Linked DNA regions of Homo sapiens: region 1 is linked to region 2. The links are chromatin loops, found by intact Hi-C in ENCODE. Cell type or tissue: chondrocyte. All regions are shown on one strand. Links, peaks and the distances in the headings refer to the core of each region. The heading gives the core; the rest is flanking DNA. Region 1 overlaps DNAH2 (dynein axonemal heavy chain 2). Region 2 holds the start of PLSCR3 (phospholipid scramblase 3).

The links. A loop is a pair of places that touch in the nucleus more often than their neighbours do. Peaks named below come from ENCODE experiments on the same cell type or tissue, not always from the same donor. Only the 100,000 strongest peaks of a DNase experiment are listed, where the experiment ranks them.
Region 1: it touches region 2 in a loop (7-fold over the local background); 2 of 110 quality-filtered maps call a loop at or near these places.

What each region holds. Positions count from the first base shown.
Region 1 is chr17:7,821,527-7,829,526 of GRCh38, reverse strand. DNAH2 (dynein axonemal heavy chain 2) reads right to left here. Exons shown (of 86, transcript NM_020877.5): 74 at 5,899-6,085; 75 at 5,545-5,693; 76 at 5,223-5,406; 77 at 4,800-4,990. Among named protein-coding and RNA genes, the nearest start is that of KDM6B, 8.7 kb to the left of the region's middle. RefSeq lists silencers at 6,608-6,657, 6,668-6,717. In chondrocyte, for the core only: CTCF peaks have their summits at 3,840, 4,065 and 6,640 (motif pointing left); DNase peaks (open chromatin) are centred at 5,316 and 5,576.
Region 2 is chr17:7,389,320-7,402,241 of GRCh38, reverse strand. PLSCR3 (phospholipid scramblase 3) reads left to right here and starts at 7,717. Exons shown (of 8, transcript NM_020360.4): 1 at 7,717-7,765; 2 at 7,975-8,138; 3 at 8,406-8,641; 4 at 8,733-8,775; 5 at 8,878-9,098; 6 at 9,290-9,451; 7 at 11,447-11,608; 8 at 11,801-12,515. The coding sequence starts at 8,132. The coding sequence ends at 11,857. TMEM256-PLSCR3 (TMEM256-PLSCR3 readthrough (NMD candidate)) reads left to right here. Exons shown (of 10, transcript NR_037719.1): 3 at 7,152-7,334; 4 at 7,975-8,138; 5 at 8,406-8,641; 6 at 8,733-8,775; 7 at 8,878-9,098; 8 at 9,290-9,451; 9 at 11,447-11,608; 10 at 11,801-12,515. TNK1 (tyrosine kinase non receptor 1) reads right to left here. Exons shown (of 13, transcript NM_003985.6): 13 at 12,500-12,922. RefSeq lists a silencer at 7,340-7,829. In chondrocyte, for the core only: CTCF peaks have their summits at 7,184 and 8,598; no DNase peak of the experiment used is centred there.

The sequences.
Region 1 (8,000 bases), core at 1-8,000, 430 kb before region 2:
GCAAGCTGGGATTTGAACTAAGCCTTCCAAATGGGAAGGATATGACTAGGCTTGAGAGGAGAGTCTTACTTTCCTGGAGATGCAAGGAATTGAATAAAGGCACCGAGGACAGAATAAAGTGACAGGGTGAGCCTGGCTGAAGTCAAGTGCAAGTGCTCAGGTGGGAAGAGGAGGGCCGTGGATAGATGGAGATGCAATAAGAGTAATGGATGTGTGGCCAGGCGCGCTGGCTCACGCCTGTAATCCCAGCACTTTGGGAGGCCGAGGTGGGCAGATCAGGAGGTCAGGAGTTTGAGACCAGCCTGGCCAATATGGTGAAACCCCTCTCTACTAAAAATACAAAAATTAGCCAGGCGTGGTGACACGCACCTGTAGTCCCAGCTACTCGGGAGGCTGAGGCAGAAGAATCGCTTGAACCCAGGAGGAGGAGGTTGCAGAGCGCCACTGCACTCTAGCCTGGGTGACAGAGCAAGACTCTGTCTCAAAAAAAAAAAAATAATAATAATAATGGATGTTTGAGCCATTTGGACTTGATTCACCGGGCATCATGGAGCCAGTCTCTATCTTGAGTAGGACAGCAATCTGTTCAAACAGCGTTTTAAAAAGACTTATCTATGACTGACAGAATGGAATAGTGAGAAACTTGAGGAATACTGGATAGCAGTAACAAAAATAACATGACTTTTTAAAAAATGCCACTTATGACATCAAGATATGTCAAGTACCAAGAAATAAATCCAATTAAAATGTATGATTATTTACGGAGAAAATTACAGAATTTTAGGCCAGGCATAGTGGCTCACACCTGTAATCTCAGCACTTTGGGAGGCCAAGATGGGAGGATCACTTGAGCCTAGGAGTTTGAGACCAACCCAGGCAACGTAACAAGACTCTGTCTCTATTTAAAAAATAAAAAATAAAAAAAGAACATTACAGAATTTTATTAAAATAAATAATAAATGGAGGCTGGGAACAGTGGCTCATGCCACCCGCAATCCCATTGTGCTATGATTGTACCACTGCACTCCACCTGGGCTATAGAGCAAGACCCTCTCTGTCTAAAAAAAGAGGAAAAAATGAATAAATGGAGAAATATACTTAAAGATTAGGAGTTTCATTGTTCTAAGGATGTGAATTTTCCCCAAACTGATGAATAGAATTTTTTTAATAGAACAAACAAATTCTAAAATTTATATTGAAGAATAAAAGGTCAAGAATAGCCTGAAGAAGAATAAGGTAAGAAGATGTGCCTTACCAGCCATCAAGAATTATTATAAAGCTATATGGTAATTAAGACTAAAGTATATCAGCATGGCACTGTGGGTTACACCTGTAATCCCAGCAGTTTGGGAGGCTGAAGTGGGAGGACAGCTTAAGTCCAGGAGTCCAAGACCAGCCTGGCCAACATGGTGAAATCCAGTCTCTACAAAAAAACACAAAAATTAGCCAGAGTGGTGGCACACACCTGTGAGGTGCAGGTGGAAAGATTGCTAGAGCCTGGGAGGCAGAGGTTGCAGTGAGCCAAGATGGTGCCAGTGCACTCCAGTCTGGGCCACAGAGTGAGACTCCATCCCAAACAAACAAACAAACAAACAAAGACTAAAGTATTGATTCCAGGATAAAACAATTTGACCAATGAACAGAATAAAGGACCCTGAAACCCATACATATATGGAAACATGATTGAAGGCTGAGCAGGCACTACAGATCAGAAAAGTACTTTCGCAGTATTTGAGAAGTGGTACTGGGAGAATTGGTTATCCATGTAGAAAAAAAAAATTGGCTGGGCGCAGTGGCTGATGCGTGTAATCCCAACAGTTTGGAAGGCTGAGGCGGGTGGATCACCTGAGGTCAGAAGTTCGAGACCAGCCTGGTCAACATGGTGAAACCCCGTCTCTACAAAAAATAACAAAATTAGCTGGGTAGGGTGGCAGGTGCCTGTAATCTCAGCTACTCAGGAGACTGAGGCAGGAGAATCGCTTGAACCTGGGAGGCAGAGGTTGCAGTGAGCCGAGATCACGCCACTGCACTCTAGCCTGGGTGACAGAGCAAGACTCTGTCTCAAAAAAAGCAAAACAAAACCAAAGAAAATTGGACCTCTACCTCATACCACAGTCACAAAAATGAATTCCAAGTGATTAAAAACTTAAATGTGAAAGTCAAATTATAAATTTTTTGGAAGGCAAGTATAGGAGAGTACTTTTACAATCTTTAAGCAAGGATTTCTTGAACAAGACAAAGGAGCACAAACCATTTAAAAAAGGAAAGATAGCTAAATTCAACCTCATAAAAATTAAGAATTTCTCTTCACCAAAAAACAGCATAAAAGAGAAGAGACAAACCACAAAACACATAACTGACAAAGGATTAGGATCTGGAATATATGAAGAACTACAAAACGCGAAGAACATCATGAATGAATGTCAAGCACATAATGTTGAATGAAAAAAGCAAGTTGCAGAGAAACATATATAGCAATGGTTGCATTAGCAATACAAACTTTTGCATTACAATGAAAAAGAATCCCTAACTCCAGAGGAAAAGAAAAACATTATAAAGAAAATGACAAATACAAGATTCAGAAGAGTGGTTTCCTCTGAGTGGGGAGGGAAAGTGATGAGATTGGGAAGAGGCACACTGGGACTTCAAAGAAAATGCTGGGATTTTTCTTTCTTAAAAGGATGATGGGCCGGGTGCGGTGACTCATGCCTGTAATCCCAGCACTTTGGGAGGCCGAGAGTAGGCAGATTGCCTGAGGTCAGGAGTTCAAGACCAGCCTGGCCAACATGGTGAAACTCCATCTCTACTAAAAATACAAAAATTAGCCAGGTGTGGTGGCGGGCACCTGTAATCCCAGCTACTCGGAGGCTGAGGCAGGAGAATCGCTTGAATCTGGGAGGCGGATGTTTCAGTGAGCCGAGATGGCGCCACTGCGCTCCAGCCTGGGCGACAGAGTGAGGCTCCATCTCAAAAAAAAAAAAAAAAAAAAAAGATGATGGGCACACAGATATTCAAGGAATCATGATCCTTTATAACTTGCATATATTTTATAAATCTTCTTTTGTACCTACTTAATATCTAGCTTTTTTAAAAGACTGGATAGCAGGAAGTGACCCAGGAATATACTCCAGGACTATATCCCAAACTGGCAACTGGGGGCTGTGAATACAGGGACTTTCTTATTTGAAGTAAAACTCAGGCTGGGCACGGTGGCTCACACCTGTAATCCCTGTAATCCCAGCACTTTGGGAAGCCAAGGTGGGTGGATCACCTGAGGTCAGGAGTTCGAGACCAGCCTGGCCACCATGGTGAAACCCTGTCTCTACTAAAAATGCAAAAATTAGTAGGGCGTAGTGGCGCACACCTGTAGTCCCAGCTACTCAGGTGGCTGAGGTAGGAGAACTGCTTGAACCTGGGAGGCGGAGCCCAGGCTGCAGTGTAACAGCGCAATCTCAGCTCCCTGCAACCTCCACCTCTAGCCAGGGTTATCATACCTGAACTCCATATCTAACCTTCCTGAGCTCAGGTGATCCACCTGCTTCAGCCTCCCCAAATGCTAGGATTACAGGTGTGAGCCATCACACCCGGCCTGAGCCACCATGCCTGGCCAAGACGCTTTCTAAAAAAATATCCTGCCTCTAAACGTAATCACATTCTGAGTCTTGGGGGTTGGGACAAAAAAGTGTGAAACGAGTTGCTATTATGGTGCTGGTGTGCCAAGAAGTGCTTTGTAATCTGATGGCAATTCAGAGCTGGCACTGACTTTGGGGCTGATGCCAGAGATGGGATTAGAGTTGAAATCATGAAAAGGACAATTTCTCCAACAACTTGTGAAAGGAGAAAGTAGAATGAGAAACGCTGGGCCAGGACCAAGGGTCCCTCCCCTCTTTGGCCCTCCCCTCTTAGTCCTTAGGTTAAGGAGTAAGTATTGCAATCTGGTCACAGGCAGAGGAAAAAGAAACACCGAAGTAATAAATGATATGTCAAAAGACAGCGGGGAAAGCAGGAGTGATGTGTCAGGGAGCCAGGGAAAGGGACAGTCGACTGTGACAGCTGCCCCAAGTGGCCAAGGAGGATTAATAATGATGAAAGGCACCCATGCGTGATTCAAACAGCTCTTATCTGTTGAGGATGATACATACTGGTCCATGTGCTTTTCACAGGGTGAGCAAAAAGGATTTTGATCTCAACTAAGCGCAATGAAAAGCTACTAAAATAGTTTAAGCAGGGGTGAGTGGGTGAAGCGCAGTGACACGGCAGATTTTAGAGGGTGGTGATGATTGCATTTGGTGATGAGCTTGTGATATTGGAGATAAAAATTTCAGTAGAGTCGGAGGAAAGGAAAGGCAAAGAGGCAGGAAGTGTGACATTCGGAAGAGGATGTAAGGAAATGATGGGAGGCAGGAAGGTTCTGAGGTATAAAAGAATGAATTTGGGGACCCAACTACCCAAACTCTGGCTCTGGAATACTTATTTACTCTTTCTGTATCTCATTTCCTATCTTTAAAATGGGGGTAACAGTATTCACCTTATAGGGTGTGTGTGTGCACACACCCATATTAAACGAGTTAATAAATGTAAAGAACTTAGAACAGTGCGTGGCACATGATAATCACTCAAGAAATGTTAGCTCTTATTATTGTGTTCTAGGAGTTTGGCACAAACAGGAGAGGAATGAGGTGGAATTTTTTGAGGACAATCAAATCATGTTGTTGTTGGTTAAGCCCTCTCTCTGGTGCTAGCAGGAGGTAAGGTGGACCAGATGGCCCTGATGATGCTGGTTCTCTATGGCCACATACCTTTGGTGGCTCTGTGGTCATCTTGATGCTGACCTGCAAGATTGAGATAGGGAAGTCTGGGTGGGGGATGGAGCTGAGCCAGAGGCGGAAGGATGGATGAGGATCCTCCACCTGCAGCTGCTCCACCAGCTTGTCCAGATTAGGCATCCAAGACAGTGACAGGTGGCAGTTTGCCAGGAACACCCAGTGTCCTGCAAGGAGATGCCAGGGTCAGTGGGAATCATTTCCTAAGCCCTGCCTGTCCTCATGCTTTCCACCTGGTGTTGGGGTGGGGGTGCTGGGGGGGCCTAACACTAAGATCTGCCACTTCTGGGGCCCTCTGTAGAAGTGGGAGGTACAGGGACAGTAGTGTAATTGAGGTTGGAGGTTCTAGGGACAAGGACTGGGCTGAAGATGGGGGTGGAAGAAAGGATGGACACCAACCCTGAGTCACACCCTCTCGGAGGAGCCGAGCAGCGATGGGGGCCTGGCCCTGGCCCAGGGACAGGGCGTGGAAGCGCTGGGCCATGCCCATGTGCTCTGCCAGCTGCAGCAGGGCACTGGTGGGGTCCACACCAGGGGACAGGATGAACACGAGTGGGGATCGTGGGGTTGAATCCTCCAGCACCTGCCAGAAGCACAGGTATAGCATCAGGCAGAAGGCCACATGACCAAAGTGGGAGAGAGAGATGAAGGAGACTGAAACAGAGCGAGGGAGGCAGGAAAGACCCATGGGCCGTGGGGACAAGGAAGCCGAGCCACCGACCGACTTCATATTCAGCACAGGCGGCTCGATGAAGCGGGAGCCAAGGTTGGTGATGATGAAGGAGGTCACGCAGAAGGCCACGCGGTCCTGGCGCAGGGAGCGAACGATCAGCATCCGTTGCATTTCATTGCAGGCATTTTCCCACTCACCTGGGGATGAGGTGAGTCATTGCAGGGAGAGGGAGTGAGTCTGGAAGAGCGGGGAATCCAGACAAAGGGGCACCTGCCGGGAATGTGCTCCGGGCCAGGAGGCAGGCACCAGCTGGGAGAGGGGATGGAGGACAATGGGAAGGGCCGGCATGTGGCTGAATGGAGGGAAGGAGAAAAGTGAGAGTGGGACACAGACGCCTGGTACCTGGCAGCATCGCCTTCTCCGGGGCAGCATTGGTATACCACAGGTGCCAGTCACGAGGGTACTGCTCAAAGGAGTTCATGAGTCCGTGGAAGTTGGTCAGTTTGTCTAGCTCTGTGATGTTATCCCAGTAGGCATCTGCAAGCCAGCTACTACATGGATTGTCCATTTGGCCCTCCCGATCCAAGACCTGGTGGGAGAAGGGGAGGAAGAAAGGGATTGACTTGGGAATACTTCAAAAGAAGAGTGATCTTTTTCTCCTCTCTCTCTCTCTCTCTCTCTCTGTATTTTTCTCTCTCTCGGTGGGAAAACCAAATGGAATTTTTTTTTTTTTTTTGAGATGGAGTCTTATTCTTGTCACCTAGGCCAGAGTGCAATGGCACAATCTCGGCTCACTGCAACCTCTGACCCCCAGGTTCAAGCGATTCTCCTGCCTCAGCCTCCTGAGTAGCTGAGATTACAGGTGCTCGCCACCACACCTGGCTAATTATTGTATTTTTAGTAGACACGGGGTTTCACCATGTTGGCCAGGCTGGTCTCGAACTCCTGATCTCAGGTGATCATCCTCCTCGGCCTCCCAAAGTACTGGGATTACAGGTGTCAGCCACCGCGCCCAGCCCAAAATGGCTTTTGTATGAGAGTGAAGAGATGAATACAGGGATCCTGGGGAATAAACGTGGGGGCTAGGACTCAGACCCTGCCCTTAGCCCTCACAGTTCAAATTTAGGAAGCTGGCGCCCTCTGCTGGTTGCCTGGTAATAATGTCTCCAACCTAATGACTGGTTGGTAGCCTCACCTTCACAGAAGCACAAACTATTTACTCATTCATTCACTCACTTGCTTATTCATTCTTCTTAACAAATATTTATTGTTCGCCAACTATGCATTTTAATCATTGGGATGCATTACTGAGCAAAATGGACAAATATATCTGCCCTTGGGGATTTTATTTTCTAACATGGGATTGTGAATTCATGGGCAGATTATGAACCAAAAACATAACAAATAAGTAAATTATCTAGTATAGCAAAGACGGCAGTGCCAAGGAAAAATAGGATACTCTGAGGAGGGTAAGGGAGACTGAGAGTGTTGAGGGGTAGTTTGAAGTATTAAATAAGAAGATCAAGGTCGCATTGAGGTGAGGTCTGAAGGAGGTGAGAGATGGCCAGGTGCACACGCCGGGGAGTAGGCTTCCAGCAGAAGGCATGGCCACGCAAAGGCCCTGAGGCGAGACGTGCCAGGGGGTTTGGGGAGGGCAATGAGGCCTGCGTGGCTGGAGTGGAGTGGGGGCTGTGTGGTGGGAGGTGGCGCCAGCCATGGGGAGCCCGTCACAATGGCATCCACTTTAAAAGGACCTCTCAGGCCGGGCACAGTGGCTCACACCTATAATCCCAGCACTTTGGGAGGCTGAGGTGGGAGGATCACTTGAGCCCAGGAGTTCGAGACCAGCCTGGGCAACATGGTGGGACCCCGCCTCTACAAAAAATACAAAAATTAGCCGGGCGTGGTGGCGCAGGCCTGTAGTCCCAGCTACTCCAGAGGCTAAGATGCGAGGATGGCTTGAGCCTGGGAGGTCGAGGCTGCAGTAAGCCAAGATCACTGCCACTGCGGTCCAGCCACAGTGAGTGACAGAGTGGGACCTCTCTGGTTGCTGTGTTGAGAGTTTGGGGTGGGAGGCAGGAAGTGAAGGTGGGAAAAGTCAAGAAAATGTCTAGGAGGGCGGGAGAGTGCAGCATGGTTGTCTGGAAGCCTTAGGGGCCTCCTTGAGGTTCACGATCATGGACTTAAAGCGCGTCCAGTCGGTGTGGATGTGTTCTTCTCCGGCCATGCTCAGTGCACTGGCCGCGCAGGGACAGAGGGGAAGAGGAGCTGGATCTAGCCAGAGCGGTAGATGCGACAGAGAGAGGAGAAAAGCTGGGGTTGAGGAGCCTGTGAGGGAGAGATTGTGAGGGCGACCATGGAACTCAGGCTGGGGAAGGAGTGCCTTGAAAGGCAGTAAAAAAGCGGCAAGATCAGGCCAGTTTGTGGGTCACAGGTGAGACATGCCACAAAGCCCAGCCTGCGCTGAGTGCAAGGGGGTGCATGGCAAGTCACCTCCGCAGCCC
Region 2 (12,922 bases), core at 3,823-11,822:
TATAGGTGCATGCCACCATGCCTGGCTAATTTTTGTATTTTTAGTAGAGATGGGGTTTCACCATATTGGCGAAGCTGGTCTTGAACTCCTGACCTCAAGCAATTCACCCGCCTCAGCCTCCCAAAGTACTGGGATTTTAAAAAATTACTATAGGGTCATGGTTTTCAGCCCTGTTGTTATCAGCACCCACTTACTCTAGAAGTGAGGATTAAGGCAAGGCAGGATAGGAGTGTCATTAGTTACAAAATACTTTGGGGTTCAAAGCAGGGACAGATCATGTATTGGGGATCAGAAAATGTGTCACAATGCTTGAGATGATCCTTAAAGGAGCTCTATTGTATGGAAGAAACAATGAACAAAGAACAAGATGGAGAGGGGAGGGGTTTGGAGAAGCAGGAGTCTTCAATGTGGGCTGAGTTTGAGTTAGGTAGGAAAGGAGTGAGAAAAGGTGGCAGGACAGGCTGGAGTGGCAGTCACAGCATGTAGAGAACTGGAAGATATTTAGTGGGGACAGTATTTATTTATTGTGACGCAGTCTTGCCCTGTTACCCAGGCAGGAGTGCAGTGGCACGATCTCAGCTCACTGCAACCTCCGCCTCCCGGGTTCAAGTGATTCTCCTGCCTCAGCCTCCCGAGTAGCTGGGATTACAGGCGCCCGCAACCGCGCCCGGCTAATTTTTGTATTTTTAGTAGAGACGGGGTTTTGCCATGTTGGCCAGGCTGGTCTCAAACTCCCGACCTCAAGTGATCCACCTGCCTCAGCCTTCCAAAGTGCTGGCATTACAGGTGTGAGCCACTGCTCCTGGCAGGCACAGTATTTATTAAACCAGTGTTGATCATGCGTCAGACACGTTACAAGGAAGATCAACCCTGAGGGAGACAGATATCCCCTCCCTCAAGGAGTTTCCCATCTAGTAGTGGAAATGGACCTGAAATAACTAAACATTTATAAAATTTGCAAAACATGTATCATTACAAATTGTGCTGCATGCTGAAAGGAAAGGAACAGAGAGGACCCTGTGCGATGGCTCAAGCCTGTGATCCCAACATTTTGGAAGGCGGACGTGGGAACATTGCTCGAGCCCAGGAGTTCGAGACCAGCCTGGATAACACAGGGAGACCCCTGTCTTTACAAAAATAAAAAAATAGCGAGGCGTGGTGGCTCACGCCTGTAATCCTAGCACTTTGGGAGGCCGAGGTGGGCGGATCACAAGGTCAGGAGATCGACACTATCCTGGCTAACACGGTGAAACCCCGTCTCTCCTGAAAATACAAAAAAAAATTAGCTGGGCGTGGTGCCGGGCGCCTGTAGTCCCAGCTACTCGGGAGGCTGAGGCAGGAGAATGGCATGAGGCTGAGGCAGGAGAATGGCATGAACCCAGGAGGCGGAGCTTGCAGTGAGCCGAGATAGTGCCACTGCACTCCAGCCTGGGCGACAGAGCGAGACTCCGTCTCAAAAAATAAATAAATGAATAAATAAAAATAAAAATAAAAATAAATAGCCATGGCCAGGTGCGGTGGCTCATGCCTGTAATCCCAGCACTTTGGGAGGCTGAGGCGGGTGGATCACGAGGTCAGGAGATCGAGACCATCCTGGCTAACACAGTGAAACCCCTGTCTCTACTAAAAATACAAAAAAATTAGCCGGGCATGGTGGTGGGAACCTGTGGTCCCAGCTACTCGGGAGGCTGAGGCAGGAGAATGGCGTGAACCCGGGAGGCGGAGCTTGCAGTGAGCCGCGATGGCGCCACTGCACTCCAGCCTGGGCGACAGAGCCAGACTCCGTCTCAAAAAAAAAAAAAAAAAAAAATAGCCAGGTGTAGTGGCTTGTGCCTGTAGCCTGCAGGCCCAGCTACTCGGGAGGCTGAGTTTGGAGGAACACATGTCTGGTTCCTGACTCATCTTTTTTTTTTTTTTTTTTTTTTTTGAGTCAGAGTTTCGCTGGTTGCCCAGGCTGGAGTGCAATGGTGCGATCTCGGCTCACTACAATGTCCGCCTCCTGGGTTCGAGCAATTTTCCTGAATCAGCCTCCCAAGTAGCTGGAATTACAGGCATGCGCCACCATGCCCGGCAAATTTTGTATTTTTAGTAGAGACAGGGTTTCTTCATGCTGGTCAGGCTAATCTCAAACTCGCGACCTCAGGTGATCCGCCCGCCTCGGCCTCCCAAAGTGCTGGGATTACAGACATGAGCCACTGTGCCTGGCCTCTGACTCATCTTTAAAATGAAGAAATATTGTGATCTACGAGTGTACCTCAAATTATGCCATCTCCCTGGATATACATGCTTCATTGGCTCCCCTTTGCCCTCAGAAGACAGTACAACATCTCCGCACAAGGCCCTCCACCATTTGGCCCTGTCATCCTTCTCACAATCCTCAGGCCAGCCCCTAGGAATTCCTTCAGGTCTCTAACACACTCTCTTGCTTCAGGGAAGCCTGGAAAGCTGCTGTTACAGGAGTCGGGAGCTCAGTAGAGACTAGTGTTGGTGATAGAAATTCTGCAATTAAAAGCATGCAGATTGTAACTAGAGATACGGAATGAGATGAAATTACCTAAAATCTTCTCATTAGAGAAAAAATCTGCACACTTTTAAAAATGCATACCGGCAGGGCACAGTGGCTCACACCTGTAATCCCAGCACTTTGGGAGGCTGAGGCATGCAAATCAAGAGGTCAGGAGTTTGAGACCAGGCTGGGCAACATGGTGAAACCCTGTCTCTACTAAAAATTTAAAAAATTAGCTGGGCGTAGTGGTGGGTGCCTGTAATCCCAGCTACTCGGGAGGCTGAGGCAGGAGAATCGCTTGAACCCAGGAGGCGGAGGTTGCAGTGAGCCAAGATCATGTCATTGCACCACTCCAGCCCAGGCGACAGAGTAAGACTCTGTCTCAAAAAAAAAAAAAAAAAAAAAAAAAAAAAGCATACCTTCAGGCCAGTCGCAGCAGCTCACGCCTGTAGTCCCAGCACCTGTAATCCTGGGAGGCTGAGGCAGGTGGATAACATGAGTCCAGGAGTTCGAGACGAGCCTGGCCAACATGGTGAAATGCCGTCTCTACTAAAAATACACAAATTAGCTGGCGTGGTGGTGCATGGTGCTTGTAATCCCAACTACTTGGGTGTCTGAGGCACGAGGATCGCTTGAACCCAGGAGGCGGAGGTTGCAGTGAGCCAAGATCGTGTCACTGCTCTCCAGCCTGGGCAACAGAGCAAGACCTGTCTCAAAAAAGAAAAAAATGCATACCTTCAGAAAAATTAAGTATGCCTTCAATATATTATACAGATTGTACTATATAAAGCATACACAAAAATAGAAATTAAAAATGATGATAGCTGGGTGCGGTGGTGTGTGCCTATAGTCTCACCTACTCAGGAGGCTGAGGCAGAAGGATTGCTTGAGGTTAGGAGTTTGAGACTAGTGTGCTAAGATCAAGCCTGTGAATAGCCACTATACTCCAGCCTGGGCAACACAGCAAGACCCCATCTCAAAAAAAAAAAAAAGAGTGACTTAAACTTTTCAATGACTTACTTACTACTGCACTGCAAATAGATTCCAAGTGCCATACCACTGTCTCCAAGGCCTGCACTGGCCATCCGGGCTTTGTGATTCTTTGTCACTACATGGCATCCACATTGCCAACCCACCACATTTTCTTCTGCCTCAAGATTTTGAGCTGCTCTTTTCAGCCTGTTTTGCAGTTATTCTTTGTGCCTAGAATACACTTCTACACTTTGTGCAAGCTTAGTTTAGCTTCAATAGGATCACCTTGGTGAGGCCTTCCACATCTGAAGGGGCACACCCTCCACCCTCCAGCTGTTCCACCGCCTCTCTGTGCTTTTTCGTTTTGTTTGAGACAGGGTCTCGCTTTGTCACCCAGCTGTAATGCAGTGGTGCCATAAGGACTCGCTGCAGTCTCCATCTCCCAGGGTCAAGCAATTCTCTCACCTCGGCCTCCCGAGTAGCTGGGACTACAGGTGTAAGCTACCACGACTAGCTAATTATTACTTTTTTGTAGAGATGGGGTCTTGCCGGGTGCGGTGGCTCATGCCTGTAATCCCAACACTTTGGGAGGCCGAGGCGGGCAGATCACAAGTTCAGGAGTTCGAGACCAGCCTGTCCGGCATGGTGAAACCCAATCTCTACTAAAAATACAAAAATTATCAGGGTATGGTGGTGCGCACCTGTAGTCCCAGCTACTCGGGAGGCTGAGGCAGGAGAATTGCTTGAACCCAGGAGGTTCAAGAAAGAGATGAGATGGGGTCTCACCATGTCGGCTGCCTAGGCTAGTCTCGAACTGCTAGGCTCAAGCAATCCTCCTGCTTCAGCCCCCTACCCAGTTACTTGGGAGGCTACAGTGGGAGAATAGCTAGAGCTCAGGCGTTCAAGAGCAGCCTGGGCAACATAGTGAGATGCTGTCTCTAAAAAAATAAAAATATCCCAGCACTTTGGGAGGCCGAGGCAGGTGGATGACCTGAGGTCAGGAGTTCAAGAACAGCCTGGCCAAAGTGGTGAAACGCTGTCTCTACTAAAAATACAAAAATTATCTAGGTGTGGTGGCAGGCACCTGTAATCCCAGCTACTCAGGAGGCTGAGGCAGGAGAATCGCTTAAACCTGGGAGGCCATTGCACTCCAGCCTGGGCAACGAGAGCAAAACTCCATCTCAAAAATAATAATAATAATAATAAAATAATAATAATGTGGTAGTATGTGCCTGTAGTCCCAGCTTGAGGATCCCCAGGCATGAGGATAGCTTGAGCCTAAGAATTTTGTTTTGTTTTTGTTTGAGATGTAGTCTCGCTCTGTTGCCCAGGCTGGAATGCAGTGGTGCAATCTCAGCTTGCTGCAGCCTCTGCCTCCCGGGTTCAAGCGATTCTCATGCCTCAGCCTCCTGAGTAGCTGGGATTACAGGCATGTGCCAACCACGCCTGGGCAATTTTTTTGTATTTTTAGTGGAGACGGGGTTTCACTGTGTTGGCCGGGCTGGTCTCAAACTCCTGATCTTCAGTGCTCTGCCTGCCTGGGCAGAGTGGGATTAGAGATGTGAAGTACTGGAATTAGAGATGTGAGCCACTGTGCCCGGCCGAACCTAGGAGTTTGAGGCTGCAGTGATCTCTGATGGTGCCACTGCACTCCCTCCTGGGTGACGGAGCAAGACCTCAGTCTCATAAATAAATAAATAAATATGCTGGGTGTGATGGCCCACACCTGTAATCTCAGCACTTTCGGAGGCTGAGGCAGGTGTACTGTTGGAGCCCAGGAGTTGAAGACCAGCCTGGGCAACATGGCAAAACCCCATCTCTACAAAAAATACAAAAATTAGCTGGACATGGTGGCCCATGCCTGTAGTCCCAGGTACTCGGGAGGCTGAGGTGGGAGGATGCCTTGATCCTGGGAAACAGAAGTTGTAATGAGTGGAGATCATGCCACTGTATTCCAGCCTGGGCAACAGAGCAAGACCCTGTCTCAATAAACAAACAAACAAACAAACAAACAAACCCTTAGAGGGGACCTCCAGAGTGGCCCAAAGGGGCTGGGTGCAGTAGCTCATGCCTGTAATCCCAACACTTTGGGAGGCCAAGGTGTAAGGATCACTTGAGGCCAAGAGTTCCAGACCGGCCTGGCCAACATGCAGAAACCCTGTCTCTACTAAAAATACAAAAATTAGCCGGGTGTGGTGGCTGTAGTCCTGGCTGCTTGGGAGGCTGAGGCAGAAGAATTGCTTGAGCCTGGGAGGTGGAGGTTGCAGTGAGCCAAGATAGCGCCACTGCACTCCAGCCTGGGTGGCAGAGTGAGACTCTCAAAAAAACAGAAAAACCAGAGTGACCCAAAGGTCCAGTGGCAGAGCCAAGGCTGGGTCTGTAGGCTCCTTCCTCCCAGTCCAGTGCTCTCACTGCATTTCCATCCTTCACCTCAGGTGGCATCTAGGGCACAGGGGGAACCTCCACATGGAGAACCACTGCAGTACGTCTCACGTCTCTTCTCTGTCCAGACCCTCCAACATTTCCCATCTCAGGGTATAATTCAGTGGACTAAAAGGCCATGCGTGACCTGGCTTCTTGTGACCCCTCTGACCTTCCCCTCATTAACTCCATTCCAGTCTCACTGGTCTTCTGCCTCAGGACCTATGCCCTTGCTGTTCCCTCTGCCTGAAACACTTACCCAGTAATCTGCACAGCTCAGTCCCTCATCTCCTTTAGGTTCTGGGTCAACTATCATCTTCTTTCTTTCTTTCTTTCTTTTCTTTCTTTTTTTTTTTTGAGACGGAGTCTTGCTTTGTCGCCAGGCTGGAGTGCAGTGGCAAGATCTCAGCTCACTACAACCTCTGCCTCCCAGGTTCAAGCGATTCCCCTGCCTCAGCCTCCCGAGTAGCTGGGACTACAAGCGCCCGCCACCACACCTGGCTAATTTTTTTGTATTTTAGTAGAGACGGGGTTTCACCATATTGGCCAGGATGGTCTCCATCTCCTGACCTCATGATTCGCCTGCCTCGGCCTCCCAAAGTGCTGGGATTACAGGCGTGAGCCACCGTGCCCGGCCTAACTATCGCCTTATTGGTGATGCCTTCGCCTTATTGGTGATGTCTAAATAAATATTTATTTATTTATTTATTTATTTTGAGATGGAGTCTCGCTCTGTTGCCCAGGCTGGAGTGCAATGGCGTAATCTCGGCTCACTGCAACCTCTGCCTCCCGGGTTCAAGAGTTTCTCCTACCTCAGCCTCCTGCATAGCTGGGACTACAGGCGCCCGCCACCACACCCGGCTAATTTTTGTATTTTTAGTAGAGATGGGTTTTTGCCATGTTGGCCAGGCTGGTCTCAAACTCCTGACCTCAGGTGATCCGCCCACCTCGGCCTCCCAAAGTGCTGGAATTACAGGCGTGAGCCACCGCGCCCCGCCACGATCTTTCTAAAACACACATTTGACCTTCTTTGTTCTAAAAATGTCTCGGTGGACTCCTCGCTGCTCGTGGGGCCAAATCGCAGCTTCCACACAACCCGCCCTGTATGTGGACTGCACTCCGTTTCTAAACTCATCTCTTGCGCCACTCAGCCAGTGGCCCCCAAGGCAGGACTGGTCCTGGCTCAGGATCCAGTCGAAGACACTCATCTCGGGGGTCTTTTCTGACCGCGCTTCCTCCTCTGGCCCTCTAGGCGGCCTGAGCACGCTCACTGACACCGTTTGGCGGCCTGTCACCCGCGTGGCTGGGGCACCTGCAGAAACTGCTGTCGCTGCGAGGTGCCCGTGTGGGTCACCGCTGTGCCAGGGAGAGAAGACGGCGAGGTCGCCCCTGGGAGGCAGAAGGCGAGCCAGGAGCCAGTCCTGGAAGCCAATGAGTGAGTGTGAAGGGTGTTCCGCTGCGTCAGCGAGGCCCGACTGCCCTTGGGAGGAGGAGCCCAGGGGCCAGCGCGGCCCGGGCCGCCCTCGCCTCCCACCCAGGGCGCTGAGCACGCACGCCGCCGGCCTGGCGGCGTTCGCGGGGCCCGGGACCAGCCGCCGCCTTCTCCAGGCGCTCCTACTCTCTGGGCATCTGCAGTCCGAGCGGAAGGGGCGGGAACGTCGGCGACGCCGAGGAGCAAAGCCCACGATCGGCTTCCCGGGGCAGCGGACGGCTGCCTTCCTCCCGGCGCAAACGCACCGCCCAGGAGGGGGCGGGCTCGGCGGGTCGGGGGGCGGGGCCGGGGTCCGAGCTCGGGCCCGCCTCCGCCTCCGCCAGCTCCTGTGAGCTGCCGAGTGCTAGGCACCCGGGCTCTTCTGGGGGCTCCAGGTGAGCGGGGGCACAGAGGGGTCAGGGAGACCGCCCTTGGGGTGGGGCTGTCGGTCTGACCGCGGGTCCATCTGTCCTGCCGTCGGCCCACAGCCTCCTCCGCAGGATGGGAGAACAAAGGGAGGGGGCGGTTCTGGGGCCCCCGAGGGAATCCAGGGTCCCAGGTACCCGGTCCCGCCCACTGACACTTGGGTTTCTCCCCGAGTCAGAGGCGCCGCCCAAGAGACCCTGGGCCGGCGCCGGGCGCAGCTGCCTCTCCGTCTTTGTGTCTGTCTCTGTGTCTGTCTGGCTATCTCCGAGTTTGCCTCCGCTTCCAGAACTAAGCCACCCAGACACCATCATCTCGAAAACCCCAGCCCTTCTCCCATGGCAGGTAAGTGCGCGCAAGTCTGGGGGTCTCCGTTATCCCCCCCACGGACTTGGGAGCCGGGTTTGAACACATCCTCCCGGAATGTGCTCGGACTGGCTGGGTGGGGCCCCTCCCTTCCTTCCGGGGAACCTCCACCCTGCTCCCCTGCCCCATCTTTCTCTGCCTCTTGCCACCACGTTTCCCCCGAAGCCTCGCGGCCCATGGGCTGAGGAATAAGGGGATGAGGCCTTGAGTCCCTTTCTAATCTATCCTGCTCCCACCGCTTTACAGGCTACTTGCCCCCCAAAGGCTACGCCCCTTCGCCCCCACCTCCCTACCCTGTCACCCCTGGGTACCCGGAGCCGGCGCTACATCCTGGGCCCGGGCAGGCGCCAGTGCCCGCCCAGGTACCTGCCCCAGCTCCCGGCTTCGCCCTCTTCCCCTCGCCTGGCCCCGTGGCCTTGGGGTCTGCTGCCCCCTTCTTGCCACTGCCAGGGGTGCCTTCTGGCCTCGAATTCCTGGTGCAGGTGAGTGGGAAGGAGGGAGGGAGGATGACTGGGAGGGGACTTGGGCGTCCAGATGGGCCAGCTGATGTGCGCGCCGCCCCTCTCTTTCCAGATTGATCAGATTTTGATTCACCAGAAGGCTGAGCGAGTGGAAAGTAAGTAGAAGGAGTGGGAGGTTGGACCTCATGATGGTGGCCCGGATGGTGGGCTCCTGGGCGCGCGAGGCTCTACGAGTCTCCCCGTGTCACCTCGGGCAGCGTTCCTAGGCTGGGAGACCTGTAATCGGTATGAACTGCGCTCTGGGGCCGGGCAGCCCCTGGGTCAGGCGGCCGAGGAGAGCAACTGCTGCGCCCGTCTGTGCTGTGGCGCCCGCCGGCCGCTGCGTGTCCGCCTGGCCGACCCCGGGGACCGTGAGGTGCTGCGTTTGCTCCGCCCGCTGCACTGTGGCTGCAGCTGCTGCCCCTGTGGCCTCCAGGAGGTGGGCGGAGGGAGGGGGCCGGGAGGGCGGGCCTTGGTGGGGCGGGACAATGATGAGGTCCACCTGAGATGAGGCCTGGATCAGGTGGGAGTGGGCAGGTGGGGATGGGAGGTTTAGTGAGGGCCAAATAGACAGATGATAGAGCTGGGACCCCTGCCTCCGCAGTGACCCTGTCTGCTTCCCACTCCCAGATGGAAGTACAGGCTCCACCAGGCACCACCATTGGCCACGTGCTACAGACCTGGCATCCCTTCCTCCCCAAGTTCTCCATCCAGGATGCCGATCGCCAGACAGTCTTGCGAGTGGTGGGGCCCTGCTGGACCTGTGGCTGTGGCACAGACACCAACTTTGAGGTATCAGGAATACTAGAGGCTCTTGGGACCTTCGTAAACCAAGATGATGCTTCCATGAGGCAGGATAGTTAACATTAAGGTCAAGACCCTGAGCTCATCAATCCAAATCCACTGTGACTCCGACCGCATTTGTAGCATTCCTCCATTTGGAAATAGGATGGCCCTGTGCTCTTATAAAAGCATAACAACGAGGATTTCATCTTAAGGAGCAATGCTGATTATTACAAGTGGCCCTGAGATGGGCAGAAAAAAAATCTAAGGCCAGCCTGGATTTGGGGTGAAGGACGATTAAGTCTGTGTGGGCCGGGCCCATGTGGCTGCTGTGTATGAGTGTGTGAGCCCAGGCCCTGGAGCAAGCACGATTTTAACATGTTAACATCCTGTGGCCTGCCCTGCTAAAATAGAATCCAAATGCCCCTGCCATTCCGAAATCCAGTATATCCTTCTCACTGTGCATTCCTGTCACCAGTCTGGAAGCTAGAGATCCCAAGTGGCAAGAATTTCAGAGTGAGGTGAGGCCTGGGAAGCACCTTGGTTTCTAGAAGACAAAGGCACTCCACAGACCCTTGAGTTCTTTTTTTGTTTGTTTTTTGTTTGTTTGTTTTGAGACAGAGTCTTGCTCTTGTTGCCCAGGTGGGAGTGCTATGGCATGATCTCAGCTCACTGCAGTCTTTGCCTCCCGGGTTCAAGCAATTCTCCTGCCTAAACCTCCCGAGTAGCTAGGATTACAGGCATGCGCCGCCATGCCTGGCTAATTTTATATTTTTAGTAGAGACGAGGTTTCTCCATGTTGGTCAGGCTGGTCTCGAACTCCTGACCTCAGGTGATCCGCCCACCTCAGCCTCCCAAAGTGCTGGGATTACAGGCGTGAGCCACCGCACCTGACCGACCCTTGAGTTCTTTAAGGGATAATTGCTTGTGCAGATAAGGGAGAAACAACAGGTATAATCCAGTAGACTTTCCAACGCTTCTAATGAGGTACCCTACCTAAGGTTACTTTGCAAAAATGAGTCACCTTGGTAGCCAGAGGGAGATTCCATGATGAGAACCAATTGGGAATAAGATATAATAACTGCGTGATCTCCAGATGGGAATGTATAGGCTGTGGGGTTCTCATAGGGCCAGTGTCCCTTTTGCATAATTATAAATGGTCCATACTTGGGGCTGTACCCTTAGGACCATGGCAGGAAGTGCCCCAGAGCTGTAGGACAGTGCAGGAAGGGGATGGGAATGGCACAAAAGGAAATCACTGCAGTTCTAATCACTGGAGAACGAGCACAGGAAAAGGACCAGGAAGTCACGGGGAGTAACTACCCACATCAGCAGAGCCTGTTGCTGTGTGGCTCAGAGAAGCCAGTGGAAATTGTGGTCCTCAAAGGCTACTTACTGCTGCCTCTCTCCACAGTAGATAGGCATGTATCCCTCTCTAGATGAGGCTCTCATGCAGTGCTGGGCAAGGCCCTCCCCTACTTTGCAGATTAGAGAAAAGGTACTCTTCGGGGTAGACATAGCCTTCTAGGAGCCTTCTTGACTGGTGAAGTACAGCCAGAATTCCAGTAGCTTTCCTTGCCCTTTTGGCCAGGTTACTTTGTGTAGGGCACAAGCTGTGCCAATTGTGGGTGGCAGGGGCATTGGGAACCAGAGCAAACCTAGCAAACAGCCATACCCTAAGGGGGTTGGATTGTCATGCTTCCATTTCTCCCACCACTGATGTTCAGTTATGTCATGCGTCGCCTTTCGATAGCAGCAGATCTGAGTCTGAATCCTAATTTTGGGTATAGACTCAGCGTGATCTAGAGTGCCTCAGTTTCCCCAGCTGTCATACTCTGTGATGGGAACCAGTTAGGAAAGCGATCACTCGGTGACCATTAGAGGGGAAGATTCACTGAGTGGAGACCCTGCAAATTCATACGTGCGACTGTGGGAATGAGACTGGAGCAGGTGAGACTGGCTGCCTCCTCCTCAGCTGGGTCCTTTCTCCCTCCCTGATGACAGGTGAAGACTCGGGATGAATCCCGCAGTGTGGGCCGCATCAGCAAGCAGTGGGGGGGCCTGGTCCGAGAAGCCCTCACAGATGCAGATGACTTTGGCCTACAGTTCCCGCTGGACCTGGATGTGAGGGTGAAGGCTGTGCTGCTGGGAGCCACATTCCTCATTGTGAGTTGGCTGCCCCTGCCCCCACCTCCTGCCTGTCCTTTGCTGTCATTTGAAGCTTTATGCATTTCCTGGCCTCTTGCTAGGGGAAAGTCAGGAATAGGTGTTGTGGGGGTTGAGGTTCTAGAGCTGGCCTGTGACAGCCAAGCTGGGCTGGCCCAGCCGGATCTCCCATTGACAGTGGCCTCCTCTTAGGACTACATGTTCTTTGAGAAGCGAGGAGGCGCTGGGCCCTCTGCCGTCACCAGTTAGAGGCCACCATGGTGTGAGGAGACCATCACCTCGACCAGAACTCCAGATGGTCACCTGCCCTGGCCCCTCCTCTGGGCAGCCCCTTTCCTCCATGTACACTGCAGGGGACAGAAGGGGGGCCCCATCCCTACCCTACTCCCTGGCCGCCTGCCCCTGTGGTTCCCAAGGAGGGGTATGTATGAGAGCCGCTCTCCTGCTACCTCCCACCACTGTCCCAGCAGTCCCTCGGCACACAGGCATATCAGCTTTCACACTTTCCCCATGCACTCTCTCCCACCCCCTTCCAGGGCCTCTGCTCCAAAGGAGGCCTCTGGAACCCAGGACTCTGGGGTTTTACAAGAGGGCTGGGGTGTGGAAGGGCAAGCTGCACCAAAGACGGTGGATATAGCCACCGCCCCCCCGCCGCTGCCTAGCATCTGCTTGGCCAATTAGTTCAGCCTCAGACCATGGCACTTTGAGGGGGTCTCTACCTCCCCATCAACAGCTGCAGGGGGACCCCAGTGCCAACTTCCTCTCCCACTAGGGCCCTGCCTTCAGCTGGTGCTTGCTGCGATTCCTGTGCCTTATGTAACTGCCCTTCCTTCCCTTGCCCTAGGAAAAAGGCTGCATCTTTATATGTTACATTCATATAAACTTTGTAACTTTTTGGACATTGAAAGATGTATGTAATAGGGGAGGGTAGAAGCAGTTGGTATGGGAAAAAACAAAGGGGAATGTGAGAGCTGGGCTGGGGCAGGGGCTAGTCCATCTCATAATCCATACTACCAGCATCAAATGTCCTTGAGTGCAAGAGAGCAATCGTCATCACCCACGATGGCCCTGGACCAAACGAAGGCAGTTTGGGCCTATACCCCAAGTCAATATGGTGGCTTCCATCATCCAGGATGGCTGCCCTGCAGAGTCCAGTGTGGTAGCTGATGGCAGTTCAGGATGGCTGTTCACATGGTCCAGTGTGGCCCCTTGATCCTCTCTAGCGCGTAGAAGCTTCCTCTGCATATGATGTATAGCAGCTCTTTTCTTCCAAGTCCTCTTGTTTGAGAATGTAGTGGGCAGACTAGATCCTTC